2 separate regions of the Homo sapiens genome follow, and region 1 is linked to region 2. Evidence: chromatin loops called from intact Hi-C (ENCODE). Cell type or tissue: B cell. All regions are shown on one strand. Links, peaks and the distances in the headings refer to the core of each region. The heading gives the core; the rest is flanking DNA.

The links. Hi-C counts contacts between places; a loop is a spot of excess contacts. Peaks named below come from ENCODE experiments on the same cell type or tissue, not always from the same donor. Only the 100,000 strongest peaks of a DNase experiment are listed, where the experiment ranks them.
Region 1: a loop joins it to region 2, with 4 times the contacts of the local background. A loop is called at or near these places in 92 of 110 quality-filtered maps.

Annotation. Positions count from the first base shown.
Region 1 is chrX:1,579,127-1,584,126 of GRCh38, forward strand. No RefSeq gene overlaps it. Among named protein-coding and RNA genes, the nearest start is that of AKAP17A, 10 kb to the right of the region's middle. In B cell, for the core only: a CTCF peak has its summit at 2,246; DNase peaks (open chromatin) are centred at 2,195 and 4,155; H3K27ac peaks cover 33 bases.
Region 2 is chrX:1,463,700-1,474,496 of GRCh38, forward strand. It overlaps P2RY8 (P2Y receptor family member 8), which reads right to left. Exons shown (of 2, transcript NM_178129.5): 2 at 1-2,883. The coding sequence starts at 2,859. The coding sequence ends at 1,780. Among named protein-coding and RNA genes, the nearest start is that of ASMTL, 16 kb to the left of the region's middle. RefSeq lists an enhancer at 2,797-3,297. In B cell, for the core only: a CTCF peak has its summit at 4,924; DNase peaks (open chromatin) are centred at 2,486, 3,682 and 4,812; H3K4me3 peaks cover 848 bases; H3K27ac peaks cover 2,317 bases.

The sequences.
Region 1 (5,000 bases), core at 1-5,000, 110 kb after region 2:
TAAAATCAGCCAAGCTGGGCACAGTGGCTCATGCCTGTAATCCCAACACGTTGGAAGGTCGAGGTGGGAGGACCGCTTGAGCCCAGGAGTTTGAGACCAGCCTGGCCAACAGAGCGAGACCTCATCTCTACAAAAAATAAAAAATTAGCCAGGGACGGTGGTGCACGTCTGTCATCCCAGCTACTCAGGAGGCCGAGTTAGGAAGACTGCTTGAGCCCCAGAGGTCGAGACTGTAGTGAGCTGTAATTGCGTCACTGCACTCAAGCCTGGGTAACAGAGTGAGACCTTGACTCAAAAATCAATCAATCAATTAATTAATATCAGGAAGAAAAGAGATGCATAAAACAGAGACCCTACCTTAAAGTCAATTAATTAATTAAATTAAATAATATTAGCTAAGGAAAGTGAAGTATGAGTGAGACCCCGCCTGAAAATCAATTAATTAATTATATTAAATAATGTCAGCCAAGAAAAATGATGCCTAAGACAGAGTGAGACCTTGCTCAAAATCAATCAATCAATATCAGCCAAGAAAAAGGATGCCTAAGACAGAGTGAGACCTTACCTCACAATCAAGCAATTAATTGAATTAAATAATATCAGTCAAGAAAAGAGGTGGATAAGAGAGTGAGACCCTACTCAAAATCAATTAATTAATTAATTAATTAAATAATATCAGCCAAGAAAAGAGATGCATAAAACAGACTCTACCTCAAAATCTATCAATCAATTAAAGTAAATAATATCAGCCAAGAAAAAATATATGAGAGTGAGACCCTGCCTCAAAATCAATCAATCAATTAATTAATAACAGCCAAGAAAAGAGATGCCTAAGACAGAGCGAGACTGTGCCTCAAAATCAATCAATTAATTAAAGTAAATAATATCAGCCAAGAAAAGAGATGTGTAAAACAGAGACCCTACCTCAAAATCAATCAATCAATTAATTAACTAATATCAGCCAAGAAAAAATATGTAAGAGAGACCCTGCCTCAAAATCAATCAATTAATTAATATCAGCCAAGAAAAGAGATGCCTAAGACAGAGCGAGACTGTGCCTCAAAATCAATCAATTAAAGTAAATAATATCAGCCAAGAAAAGAGATGTGAAAACAGAGACCCTACCTCAAAATCAATCAATCAATTAATTAAATTAAATTAAATATCAGGCAAGAAAAGAGATGTATAAGAGAGCAAAACCCTGCTCGAAACCAACCGATTAATCAATTAAACAAATAATATCAGTCAAGGAAAGAGATTCATAAAACAGAGACCCTACCTCAAAATCAATCAATCAATTAATTAAATTAAATAATATCAGCCAAGAAAAGAGATGCCTAAGACAGAGCGAGAGTGTGCCTCAAAATCAATCAATTCAAGTAAAAATATCAGCCAAGAAAAGAGATGCGTAAAACAGAGACCCTACCTCAAAATCAATCAATCAATTAATTAAATTAAATATCAGGCAAGAAAAGAGATGTATAAGAGAGTGAAACCCTGTTCGAAACCAACCGATTAATCACTTAAATAAATAATATCAGTCAAGGAAAGAGATGCATAAAACAGACCCTACCTCAAAATCAATCAATTAATTAAATTAAATAATATCAGCCAAGAAAAGAGATGCCTAAGACAGAGGGAGACTGTGCCTCAAAATCAATCAATTAAAGTAAGTAATATCAGCCAAGAAAAGAGATGCGTAAAACAGAGACCCTACCTCAAAATCAATCAATCAATTAATTAAATTAAATAATATCAGGCAAGAAAAGAGATGTATAAGAGAGTGAGACCCTGCTCGAAACCAAACAATTAATCAATTAAACAAATAATATCAGTCAAGGAAAGAGATGCATAAAACAGAGACCCTACCTCAAAATCAATCAATCAATCAATTATTAAGTTAAATAATATCAGCGAAGAAAAGACATGCCTAAGACAGAGTGAGACCCTGCCTGAAAATCAATCAATGAATTAATTTAATTAAGTAACATCAGCCAAGCAAAGAGATGTACAAGAGAGAGTCAAGGAGGAGCTGAGACCCACAGCTTCCATTGTCCTCTCCCCAAGGACTCACGGGTGCTGTTCCCTCCTCTTAGCATCAATGTGTGATGACAGACGTCAAGTCAGCCCACCAGGGAAGCTGATCAGAACCTCAGTGTCTGGAGTTTTTACCGGGGCCACCACCACCTTCTGTCTCTGCCACTGAGCTTTACTCTCCAGCCCCTCCTGGAGGTTGAAACTGATACTGCATGTCCCAATATGCCCACCTCTTAGACATCTCTTTTCTTGCCTCTTATTATTTAATGAATTGATTGATTGATTTTGAGGTAGGGTCTCTGTTTTCACATCTCTTTTCTTGGCTGATATTATTTACTTTAATTAATTGATTTTGAGGCACAGTCTCGCTCTGTCTTAGGCATCTCTTTTCTTGGCTGATATTAATTAATTCATTGATTTTGAGGCATAGTCTCTCTTACATATTTTTTCTTGGCTGATATTATTTACTTTAATTAATTGATTGATTTTGAGGCACAGTCTCGCTCTGTCTTAGGCATCTCTTTTCTTGGCTGTTATTAATTAATTGATTGATTGATTTTGAGGCAGGGTCTCTCTTACATATTTTTTCTTGGCTGATATTATTTACTTTAATTAATTGATTGATTTTGAGGTAGGGTCTCTGTTTTCACATCTCTTTTCTTGGCTGATATTATTTACTTTAATTAATTGATTGATTTTGAGGCACAGTCTCGCTCTGTCTTAGGCATCTCTTTTCTTGGCTGATATTAATTAATTGATTGATTGATTTTGAGGCATAGTCTCTCTTACATATTTTTTCGTGGCTGATATTATTTACTTTAATTAATTGATTGATTTTGAGGCACAGCCTCGCTCTGTCTTAGGCATCTCTTTTCTTGGCTGTTATTAATTAATTGATTGATTTTGAGGCAGCGTCTCTCTTACATATTTTTTCTTGGCTGATATTATTTACTTTAATTAATTGATTGATTTTGAGGTAGGGTCTCTGTTTTCACATCTCTTTTCTTGGCTGATATTATTTACTTTAATTGATTGATTTTGAGGCACAGTCTCGCTCTGCCTTAGGCATCTCTTTTCTTGGCTGTTATTAATTAATTGATTGATTTTGAGGCAGGGTCTTACTCTCATATATTTTTTCTTGGCTGATATTATTTAATGTAATTGATTGATTGACAGATTTTGAGGTAGAGTCTATGTTTTATGCATCTCTTTTCTTGACTGATAAATTACATTGTTAGACCCTCCAGGGGCCAAAGCCCGCTTAAGATGACCACACCTGGCTAACTTTTTATATTTCATTTATTTATTTATTTATTTATTTATTTATTTATTTATTTTGTAGGGATGGAGTCTTGCTATATTGCCCAGGCCGGTCCTGAATTCCCGGGCTCCAGCAATCCTTCCAAGAAAAGAGGTAGACGTCTGTTTGGAAATCATTACAATTCTTTTTTTTTTTTTTTTTTTTTGAGACAGAGTCCAGCTCTGTTGCCCACGCTGGAGTGCAGTGGCAAAATCGTAGTTCACTGCGGGCTGGAACTCCTGGGCTCAAGCGATCCTTGTGCCTCAGCCCCTCCCGAGTGGCTGAGACTACAGGTGTGTGCCACCACGCCCAGCTCATTTTTTTCTTTTTCTTCTTTTTACAGACGGGAGGGTCTCGCCATGTTGCGCAGGCTGGCCTTGAACTTCCGGCCTCAAGTAATCCTCCCCCCTCGGCCTCCCAAAGTGCTGGGATCACAGGCATGAGACACTGCACCTGGCCAACGGCATGCTGAAATCTTCACTGCAGAAAAGCAAAGCACAAATGGCTTCAGCTGATGATAAGCACTTTGCAGAAGAATACAAAACGCTGATATTAAAAAAAAAAAATGACTTGGGCTAGGGTGTGGTCTGCCGAGGAGGACAGAGAAGGGATATTAAGCGGGGGGCGGATGTATTTTTCACAGGAGAGATTGTAGGAACCGTCCGTGCTGCAGAAGGATGGAATGGCCGTGGGTCTAGATGAGTGTCTGAGTCATACATGAGCTCATAGCGTCCAGGTAGAGCCTGTGGTTGTGTTGTGCTGAGTTAGAAATCTGTTTTTATCTGTCACTTCCTCTGGCCCGCACGGCCTCTCACGCGATGGTGGAGAGAATTACCCCGTTTCCCGGAGTGGAATGTTTGTTTACTGAGTGCCCTCCTCTGGTTCAAACACGGACTCTGCATTTTCAGCGTGGTTTGCTGTTTCTTTGGGCAAATGGGTCAGTGTCCTCACGCCTTAAAATCTCCTCTGGGACTTCTGGACAGTATTCCTTAAATCTCCATCTTTCTTCCAACATTTAGCAAGATGAGGACTGGAATTTTCTTCCTATATTTCTTTTCTTTTCTTTTCTTTTCTTTCTTTCTTTCTTTCTTTCTTTCTTTCTTTCTTTCTTTCTTTCTTTCTTTCTTTCTTCCTTCCTTCCTTCCTTCTTTCTTTCTTTCCTTTCTTTCTTTCTTTCTCTTTCCTTTTCTTTCTCTCTTTTTTTTTTTTGTGAGATGGAGTCTTGCTCTGTCGCCAGGCTGGAGTGCAGTGGTGTGATTTTGGCTCACTGCAACCTCCACCTCCCGGGTTCAGACGATTCCTCTGCCTCAGCCTCCTGAGCAGCTGGGACTACAGCCACGTGCCACCACGCCCAGCTAAGTTTTTTGTATTTTATTAGAGATGGGATTTCACAGTGTTCGCTAGGATGGTCTTGATCTCCTGACCTCGTGATCTACCCACCTCGGCCTCCCAAAGTGCTGGGATTACAGGCGTGAGCCACTGTGCCCAGCTGGAATTTTCTTTTGAAGTGTACCAGCGTCCCCTGTATAAGTCTGTGGAAGAAAATGCATGATTATTATTGTGCTTATTATGATTATTGTCATTATTATTTTGAAAAAAGGTCTCGCTCCTTTGCCCGGGTTGGAGGGCAGTGTTGCGATCATAACTCATTGCAGCCTTGACC
Region 2 (10,797 bases), core at 2,407-7,406:
CCTCCAGAGACTCTAGGGGAGGGTCCTTCCTGCCTCTCCCAGCTCCTGGGGACTCCAGGCATCCCTGGGCTTGGGGCAGCATCACTTCAGTCTCTGCCTCTGTCTTTATGTGGCCTCCTGCTTTGTGTCTGTGTCTCCTCTTCCGTCTCTCATAGGGACACTGGATTGGGCCCATTGTAAATGCAGTATGGCCTCGCCTTACTTAATTACATTTGGAAAGACCCGATTTTCAAACATGGTCCCATCCTGATGTTCCAGGTGGACACGGGTTTGGGAATGATAATTCATTACTAAACCATCTCTGTTTTCCTGCCATAGTGATGACGGCAGGAGAGAGGCACCAATAGAGGGCCTCCGAACAGCAGCTTCAGCCTCCATCAGCGTCCCCAGTGCACAGAAAGGGAGGGGCCGGGCATCCAAGGCCACCCACTGCGGAGACGCAGAGCCCGTGGGCAGACAGGCAGCTCTCCCACTCCCACCTCCAGAATGGTCTTTCTCGCCCAAGAGAGCCTGGGATCCAATTCCACGTGATGTCCCAGCACCCCTGGAGAGTCAGAGCTCTTCTTTGCGCTAAACCAGCTCAGGTGTTGGGGCTGGTGCAGGCACATGCCGTGTAGAAGAAGACAGACAAAGACCCAGCCTGCTCACCACCCACACAGCAGGGAGGGGGCTCAGCGGCTGACACCCCTGTAGGTTCCTGGGGTCCACACCTGCATCTGCTGCTTGGTCTCCAAACGGTCTCATGGGTCAGGCCAGTTGCCTGCTTCCTGGACTCCAGATGGACTTGCCATGGCTGAGGCTCTCCATGGGGTAAAAGGACGCGGAGAATGGGCAGGAGGTGGGGAACTCCCGAATCAAGCTGCACCCTTGTGTTGGGATGGGCTGGACCCCATCTCACGGAGCCTCCTTTCCGCACCTGGGCCTCCCGTGGTCCTTGTCCTGAGTCAGGGAAGCCTGAGTGTGTTCCAGGGGCCTGATGGGACCTCCTTCTCTATCAGGGACTCACAGAAGCAGAATAGGGGTGGGGTCCCACCAAGCCAGGCCAGAACAAATGTGCCAAAAATCACCTTGGTCAGCAACAGGGTGGGGTGTGTGTGTGGGGGGAAGTGGGCACGGAGAGTAGCTGACTTGCAGGAGCCCCAGGCGCTCCTCTGAAAGAAGAATTCCAACCACAGCAACCACAGTGCCCCTGAGTGAAATAAACAGAAATTTCGGCGTGCACCGGGCTACGGAGACCAGAACCCCTGGAGGAGAATGGAGAAGGCCAGAACCACAACTAAGGGACGATGTCAGCAGGGAGAAGAGCTGGGAATGGGGCTCGCAGTTCGCCCACGGAGGATATCCAGAAACCGAGTCGGGTAGGCGGTGGGGCTGGTTGAATATCCACCCTCGGGTATGGACAGGTGTGAGGAGTGTCTAAGGAGCTCGGGGGTGACAGCCCAGCTCTACTAAAAAAAATACAAAAATTAGCCGGGCGTGGTGACACAAGCTGTCCCCTGACACAGAGAGGCAGAGGCACCCTCTGCAGGATAACAAGCACCCTGTGCGCTGCTGGGCTTTGCTTGTTTCTCTACCCTGAGTGAAGCCTGGAGACCCTTCCTCACCGGTGCCTCTGCAGTGCCTGGGAGGAATAAAGCCTGGAGACCCTTCCCCACCGGGCCTCTGCAGTGCCTGGGAGCAACGCAGCTGTTCTCCCTGAACCTCTGGCACCGTGGCCTCTCCATGCGCCCCTGGATCTCCAAGCTGCGCCCCCGGCTCTCCAAGCTGCGCCCCCGGGACTCAGAACACACTCTCCTGCCTCTGGAGGCCGGGCCTGGTGGCTCCCTCCATCCCTTCAGGGTGCGCACCGGCCTCGGAGCGCACGGACGTGGTCCTGGCGGAGAAGAGGCTCTCGCGGCGCGTGTCCAGGGTGTCTCTGGGCACCCGGCGGCAGCCCAAATATTCCCGCAGGCGCAGCTGGAATTCCCGGGACGCAAAGTAATAAACAAACGGGTCCAGACAGTTGTTGAGGCAGCTGAGACACAGCGTGAGCTTGTACACGTGGTAGTAGCTCTTGCCGTAGAACAGGCGGCTCACGATGTGCGCCAGGAGCACGAAGTTGTTGGGGGCGAAGCAGGTGACAAAGGCCAGCAAGACCACCGCGGCCAGGCCCACCGCGCGCCTCCGCTGCTCCCGGCCGTGCGCCTCCTCCGTGCGCAACAGCTTGAGGATGGTGGCCGTGTAACAAGCCACGGTGATCACGAACGGGATGAGGAACAGCAGGATGAAGATGGTGAAGAGGAACACGGCCCACATGGCCACGCTGGGGAGCATCGTCCACTTGAGGACGTCGAAGCAGGTGATGATGCCCAGGGCGTGCACCGGGTAGGTGAGATCGGTGCGCGCCAGCGGGGACAGGGCGGTCAGGAGCAGCAGCCAGGTCCCTGCACACGCGGCCACCGCGTAACGACGGCGGCGCCAGCGCTTGGAGCTGAGCGGGTACAGGACCCCCAGGAAGCGCTCCACGCTGATACAGGTCATGGTGAGGATGCTGGAATACATGTTTGCGTAAAAGGCCACGGTCACCACGTTGCAAAGCAGCACCCCGAATACCCAGTGGTGGCGGTTGCAATGGTAGTAGATTTGGAAAGGCAACACGCTGGCCAGCATCAGGTCCGTGACGCTCAGGTTGATCATGAAGATGACCGACGGGGATCTGGGCCCCATGCGCCGGCACAGCACCCACAGAGAGAAGAGGTTGCCCGGGATGCTGACCGCCGCCACCAGCGAGTACACCACGGGCAGGGCCACCGCGATCGCCGGGTTCCGCAGCATCTGCAGCGTCGCGTTGTCCGGGCCGGTGCTGTTCGGGACCTGCATCCTGGAGGGGTCCTCGCCCGGGCTCTGCAAGGGAAGGAGGGAAGGGTGTACGGGTCAGGGGCGCAGGTAAAGAGGCGGCTGCCGGGAGGGCTCCTGAGCGCCGCTCCCCGGGGACCAAGGCGGGGGAGATGCTTTAGCAGGGCCTGCTGTCTCCTCCCTCCCTCCCTCCCTTAGTTCCTCCTTCCCTCTCCTCCTTCCTTCCCTCCCTCTCTGCCTCCTTTCTTCACCCTGTGTCATTCTTTTCTTCTTTCCTGTCTTCTCCCCTTTCTTCTTCCTTCCTCCTCTCTCCTTCCTTCTCTTCTTCCCTCCTTCCTTCCTTCCTTCCTTCCTTCCCGCCCTCCCTCCCTCCCGTCCTTCCTTGGATCAGGGAGGTCATTGGAGACCTCGGCCCACGTCAGAGGCTGAGACTCTTAGATGATCCACAGTGGGGCTGTGGCTCCCCTGGGCAGGTTGAATGCATTGTCATACAAACCTCAAGACTCAGTGTCCCCCGTGGACGGAAACCACAAAGCCACCGTCAGCCCCCAGGGTGGTCTTAATGGGAATTCTTGACACCCTGGCAGTATTAGTCTGGGTATGAGTCCTCTCATCTCAGGGGCATCCACCCACAAAGTGTCTATCAGCAGAAAACACACACTCCGAGTGCCAGGAGACCAACCCGCAGCCTCCAAAGTCTTTCCAGCTTTTAACACCCGCGTCAACCCACGGCTCCTCCCTGCTCTTTCTTCCTCCAGAGGAGACCTGCGACTTCTTACCAACTGCTCTACAAACAGCTTCCTCAAGCTGGCTTTAAAATGGCCCGGAGTTTTCGTTTCAGTTTCAGGGAGAAGTTTTCTGACCCGCCGGTCCGTGCCCAGGTGTGAAACCTACAGTTATGCACGAGTCAGCACCGCTCCCCACGGCCAGCTGGGCACCTCCAGCCACCTATGGCTTCAGGAGGAAAAGCAGACCCTTCCTTCTTTGGGTTCCGCTTGGTGTGGCCGTGGGGGACGTCTGGAAGGAGAGACGCTTTATCCATGAGCTGGTGATGAAAAAGTGTCTGTCAAAGGGACACTACTTTTATTTTGAGAATGTAAAGTGGACAGAGCTGGAAACAGGGGTGCCCTGGAATTGTTCTTTTGTTTGTTTGTTTTATAGATATGGGGTCTTGCCTTGTTGCCCAGGCTGGAGGGCAGTAGTGCAAACGTAACTCACTGCAGCCTCCAACGCCTGGCCTCAAGCAATCCTCCTGCCTCAGCCTCCTGAGTAGTTGGGACTACAGGTGAGAGTACAACCACGCCCAGCTAATATTTTTATTTTTTGTAGATACAGAGTTTTGCTATGTTTCCCAGGCTGGTCTCAAACTCCTGGCCTCAAGCAATCCTCCTGCCTCAGCCTCCTGAGTAGCTGGGACTACAGGTGACAGTACCTCCGTGCCCAGCTAACATTTTTATTTTTTATAGATACACAGTTTTGCTACATTTCCCAGGCTGGTCTCAAACTCCTGGCCTCAAGCAATCCTCCTGAGTACCTGGGACTGCAGGTGCATGCCACCCTGCCCAGCTAATATTTTTATTTTCTGTAGACATGGGGTTTGGCTATGTTGCCCAGGCTGGTCTCAAACTCCTGGCCTCAAGCAATCCTCCTGCCTCGGCCTCCCAAAGCATTGGGATTACAGGTGTGAGCAACACACCTGGGCTGGAATTTGTTGCTTTAACTCTCCACGTAGGCAGCAGTGCCTCGCACACATTTAAACACCACGTGCTGTTGAAAGTCCTACGGTGGCGGCCTCACCCGGCCACCCTCGTGTCTGTACCTGTGTGGTCTGGGGATCCAGCAAGCAGCCTCTTGGCAGCCAGATCTGTTGCCATTTCGAGTCTGTGCCCTGTGGCCACCGGACAGCCCCCGGGGAAGACAGACAGCCAGGACTGCTGAGGAACGCGCATGACTAATCAAGAAATTACCTCTAACTGATGCCAGCTGCCCTGACACAGGAGGCACAGGCTTGCGGTTTGGGCCCCGCCGGGGCTCAGCGGGCAGGATGGAAATTTTAGAAAATCAGCACAACGGTTGTTCTTGGCGGTGTCTGGCCTGCAGAGGTGGCTGTCCAGAAATTTCTGGGCACTGAATTGTCTGAAGCAACGGACAGACCACAGGTGGGCGCTCAGGGGCTGTAGGTGGGACCCTCCTCTCCTCTCTCCTCTCTCCTCTCTCCCCTCTCCCCTCTCCCCTCTCCCCTCTCCCTCTCCCCTCTCCCCTCCCCTTCCCTCTCCCCTCACCCCTCCCCTTCCCTCTCCCCTCACCCCTCCCCTTCCCTCTCCCCTCTCCCCTCCCCTTCCCTCTCCCCTCTCCCCTCCCCTTCCCTCTCCTTCCCTCTCCCCTCTCCCCTCCCCTTCCCTCTCTCCTCTCCCCTCTCCCCTCTCCCCTCTCCCCTCTCCCCTCTCCCCTCTCCTTCCCTCTCCCCTCTCCCCTCCCCTTCCCTCTCCCCTCTCCCCTCCCCTTCCTTCTCCTTCCCTCTCCCCTCTCCTTCCCTCTCCCCTTCCCTCTCTCCTCTCCTTCCCTCTCTCCTCTCCTTCCCTCTCTCCTCTCCTTCCCTCTCTCCTCTCCTTCCCTCTCTCCTCTCCTTTCCTCTCCCCTCTCCCCTCTTTTCTTTTCGCAGTCTGTCATCCAGGCTGGAATGCAATGGCGTGATCTCGGCTCACTGCAACCTCTGTCTCCCTGCTTCAAGCGATTCTCCTGCCTCAGCCTCCTGAGTAGCTGGGATTACATGCATGCACCACCACGCCTGGCTGATTTTTTACTTTTTGTAGCCCCAAAAAGAGTTTCACCATGTTAACCAGGCTGGTCTTGAATTCCTGACCTCAGGTGAGCCACCAGCCCCGGCCTCCTAAAGTGCTGGGATGACAGTCGTGAGCCACTGCACCTGGCCAGGTTGGACCCTTTTTCTTATGCTTTGCAGGTAAATGCACACCTGTCTGGCAGCAATGCATCCAGCAATGTTTCTCTCCTCTTGAGGGTCTGTGTGTATCTCCTCCAGCCCTCTCACTTATTTCTTCTTAAAACAGCTTTGCCAGCCGGGCACGGTGGCTCACACCTGTAATCCCAGCACTTTGGAAGGCCGAGGTGGGCAGATCACGAGGTCAGGAGATCAAGACCATCCTGGCTAACACGGTGAAACCCCATCTCTACTAAAAAAACAAAAAAACAAAAAAATTAGCCGGGCGTGGTGGCATGGTGGCGAGTCCCAGCTACTCGGGAGGCTGAGGCAGGAGAATGGCCTGAACCCGGGAGGCGGAGCTTGCAGTGAGCCGAGATCGCACCACTGTACTCCATCCAGCCTGGGCAACAGAGCGAGACTCTGTCTCAAAACAAAACAAAACCAACAAACAAAAAAACAGCTTTACCAAGACGTGAGTTACGTACCATAAGCTTTCACTCATTCATACAGTTCAATGGTTTTTAATATATTCACAGATGTGCAAACAACACCATAATGCAATTCCAGAACCATTTTTATCCCTAAACAAAACTCAGGACCTGGCCGGGCATCATGGCTCACACCTGTAATTCCAGCACTTTGGGAGGCCGAGGCAGGTGGATCACCTGAGGTCAGGAGTTCGAGACCAGCCTGGCCAACATGGTGAAATCCTGTTGTTACTAAAATTAAACAAACAAACAAACAAAAACAAATGGGCCAGGCGCGGTGACTCACGTCTGTAATCCCATCACTTTGGGAGGCCGAGGCAGGTGGATCACCTGAGGTCAGGAGTTCAAGACCAGCCTTCCCAACATGGTGAAACCCTGTCTCTACTAAAAATACAAAAAAAATTAACCGGGTGTTGTGGCACATGCCTGTAATCCCAGCTACTCCAGAGGCTAAGGCAGGAGAATCGCTTGAACCTGGGTAGGGGGCAGAGGTTGCAGTGAGCCGAGATCACACCATTGCACTCCAGCCTGGGCAACAAAAGCAAAACTCCATCTCAAAACAAAACAAAAACCCTTCAGAACCCCACAACTGCTAATCCTGTTCGTTCCTGTCCCCAGCCCCTGTGAACCTCAAATCTGCTTCCTGTCTCTGTGGATCTGCCTATTCTAGATATTTTATAAGAATAAAATTCTACAATATGTGGTCTTTTGTGTCTAGCTTCTGTCACTGAGCCAGGGGTCTTCAAAGTTCATCCACGCTGCAGCCTGGGTCAGAGCTTGAGTCCTTTCAGTGGGTGCATAATAGTCTACTGTGTGGATAGACCACATTCTGTTTATTCATTCTCCTGTGGATGGACATTTTTGTTCTTTCTGATTTTTTTTTTTTTTTTTGAGATGGAGTCTTGCTCTGTTGCCCAGGCTGGAGTGTAGTGGTGCGATCTTGGCTCAGTGCAACCTCCGCCTCCTGGGTTCAAGCAATTCTCCTGCCTCAGCCTCCCAAGTAGCTGGGGCTACAGGAACCTGCCACCACGCCTGGCTAATTTTTTTGTAATTTTTTTTTTGAGAGGGAGTTTCGCTCTTTTTGCCCAGGCTGGAGTGCAATGGTGTGATCTCGGCTCTCGGCAACCTCCGCTTCCCCGGTTCAAGCAATTTTCCTGCCTCAGCCTCTGGAGTAGCTGGGACTACAGGCATGCATCACCGCACCCAGCTAATTTTTGTATTTTTAGTAGAGACAGGGTTTCACCATGTTGGCCAGGCTGGTTGTGAACTGCTGACCTCAGGTGATCCACCCTCCTCAGTCTCCCAAAGTGCTGGGACTACAGACGTGAGCCACCGCGCCCAGCCCATTTTTTTTTTTTTTTTTTTTTTGTAATTTTAGTAACGACGGGGTTTCATCATGTTGGCCAGGCTGGTCTCAAACTCCTGACCTCTGATGTATGATCCACCCTCCTCGGCCTCCCAAAGTGCTGGGATTACAGGCACGAGCCATCACACCCAGCCCATTTTTTTTTTTTAATAATTTTAGTAGCGACAAGCTTTCATCATGTTGGCCAGGCTGGTCTCAAACTCCTGACCTCCCATGATCTGCCCGCCTCGGCCTCCCAAAGTGCTGGGATGACAGGTGTGAGCCACCGCGCCTGGCGTGTTCCTGATTCTTGGCTATTGTGCATAAAGCTGCTCTTCCCTCATTCCCAGCCCTGGGAACCCCTTTCTAAAGGGTTCAGATGCTGAGTGCAGTGATCACTACAGTCTTGTTCCGGGTGGACCTTACAGGGTTGGGATGAGAAATAGACAAAAGGCATCTCCTCGTGGGCAGCAGGGATTGCATGCCGGTGACAGACCCTTTTTTGCCAGCTATTGTCTTCTGGCTATAACCACCCCTCTTTCCTGAGTGCTGGGGGCTGTCCCAGCTGTTGAACACACAGGGGAGTGAGAGGCCCCAGCCCTAAGGAACCACAAGCCAGCCCCGTGCTTGTCGTCTGCTCTCCTTTCTGTTTTCTGGGGGTGTTTGCACCACCCAGTTTGTGGTTCTTTTGATAGGGCTGCCTCAGGAGGCCCTCAACCCCAAAGACAGCAAATGGCACTCTGTTGGAGCTGTGGATTTGGAAGACAAAACAGACGCTGGCTTCAATTACCTACTTTGATTACGTAGAAGGAAGTTGTCGTGGGCCACACCCTGGCTGATACTCTCGGTATTATGGCCATTTCTTACTTAGAAATAGGGTCTGCGTCTATGTCATTAGTGAAGTCAAAATGTGGTCATAATAGAGTAGGGAGAGGCCCTAATAAAATTCACTGGCGTCCTTAGGAGAAAGAGAAATTTAGGCACAGACACAGAGAGAAGGCATGGAAAGATGAAGACAGAGACGAGAGTGGATGGATGGGTAGATGGATGAATAAATGGATGGATGGGTGGGTGGATGGATGGGTAGATGCATAGATGGGTGGATGAATGGGTACATGGGTGGGTGGATGGATGGATGGGTGGGTGAGTGGATGAGTGCATGGGTGGGCAGATGGGTGGGTGGATGGATGGGTGGATGGGTGGGTGGGTGGGAGGGTGGGTGTGCGGATGAATGGTAGGTGGGTTTGTGAATGGGTGGGTAGGTGGGTGAGTGGGTGGATGGCTGGATCAGTGTTTAGATAGGATGTGTGGGTGGATGAATGGATGGGTTGATGGGTAGATGGATGGGAGGATGTATGGATGAATGCATGGATGGGTGGATGGGTGGGAGGGTGGATGTGTGGATGAATGGTGGGTGGGTGGGTGGATGTGTGGATGGATAGATCAGTGTTTAGGTGGATAGATGTGTGGGTGGATGAATTGATGGGTTGATGGGTAGATGGATGGGTGGATGTATAGATGAGTAGGTGGATGGGTGGGTGGATGGATGAGTGGCTAGATGGATGAGTGGGTGGATGGGTTGGTGGATGGATGATGAATGGATGTGGATGGGTAGATGGATGGGCGGGTGAGTGGATGAGTGCATGGGTGGGCGGATGGGTGGGTGGATGGATGGGGGTGGGTGGGAGGGTGGATGGGTGGATGAATGGTAGGTGGGTTTGTGAATGGGTGAGTGGGTGGGTGGATGGGTGGATGGATGGATTAGTGTTTAGATAACTGGAAGTGTGGGTGGATGAATTGATGGGTTGATGGGTAGATGGATGGGTGGATGGATGGGTGGGTGGATGGATAGATGAGTAGGTAGATGGATGGGTGGATGGATGGGTGGGTGGATGGATAGATGAGTAGGTAGATGGATAGATGAGTAGGTAGATGGGTGCGTGGACGGATGGGTGAATAGATGGATGAGTGGGTGGATGGGGGGTTGGATGGATGATGAATGGATGGGGATGGGTAGATGGATGCATGGGTGGATGAATGGTGGATGGGTTTCTGAATGGGTGAGTGGGTGGGTGGGTGGATGGGTGGGTGGATGGATCAGTGTTTAGATAGATGGATGTGTGGGTGGATGAATGGATGAGTTGATGGGTAGATGGATGGGTGGATGTATGGATGAGTAGGTGGATGACTGGGTGAATGGATGGATGCATGGATGGGTGGATGGATGGGTGGGTGGGTGGATGAATGGTAGGTGGGTTTGTGAATGGGTGGGTAGGTGGGTGAATGGGTGGATTGATGGATCAGTGTTTAGATAGGTGGATGTGTGGGTGGATGAATGGATGGATTGATGGGTAGATGGATGGGTGGATGTATAGATGAGTAGGTGGATGTATGGGTGGATAGATGGATGACTGGGTGGATGGGTGGGTGGATGGATGATGAATGGATGGGGATGGGTAGATGGATGGGTGGGTGGATGAATGGTGGGTGGGTTTGTGAATGGGTGAGTGGGTGGGTGGGTGGATGGGTGGATGGATGGATCAGTGTTTAGATAGGTGGATATGTGGGTGGATGCATTGATGGTTGATGGGTAGATGGATTGGTGGATGTATAGATGAGTAGGTGGATGGGTGGGTGGATGGATGGGTGGATAGATGGATGAGTGGGTGGATGGACGGATGCATGGATGAGTGGATGGATGGGTGGGTGGATGGGAGGGTGGATGGGTGGATGAATGGTAGGCGGGTTTGTGAATGGGTGGGTAGGTGGGTGAATGGGTGGATGTATGGATCAGTGTTTAGATAGGTGGATGTGTGGGTGGATGAATGGATGGGTTGATGGGTAGATGGATGGGTGGGTGTATGGATGGGTGGATGAATAGATGAGTAGGTGGATGGGTGGGTGGATGGGAGGGTGAATAGATGGATGAGTGGGAGGATGGGTGAGTGGATGGAGGATGAATGGATGAGGATGGGTAGATGGATGGGTGGATGGATAGATGGGTGGCTGGATAGATGAATAGGTGTATGGGTGTGTGGATGGATGGATGGATGGATGGATGGATAAGTGGGTGGGTGGATGGATGGATCAGTGTTTAGGTGGATGGACGTGTGAGTGGATGGATGGGTGGATAGATGGATGAGTGGGAGGATGGGTGAATGGATGTATGATGAATGGATGAGGATGGG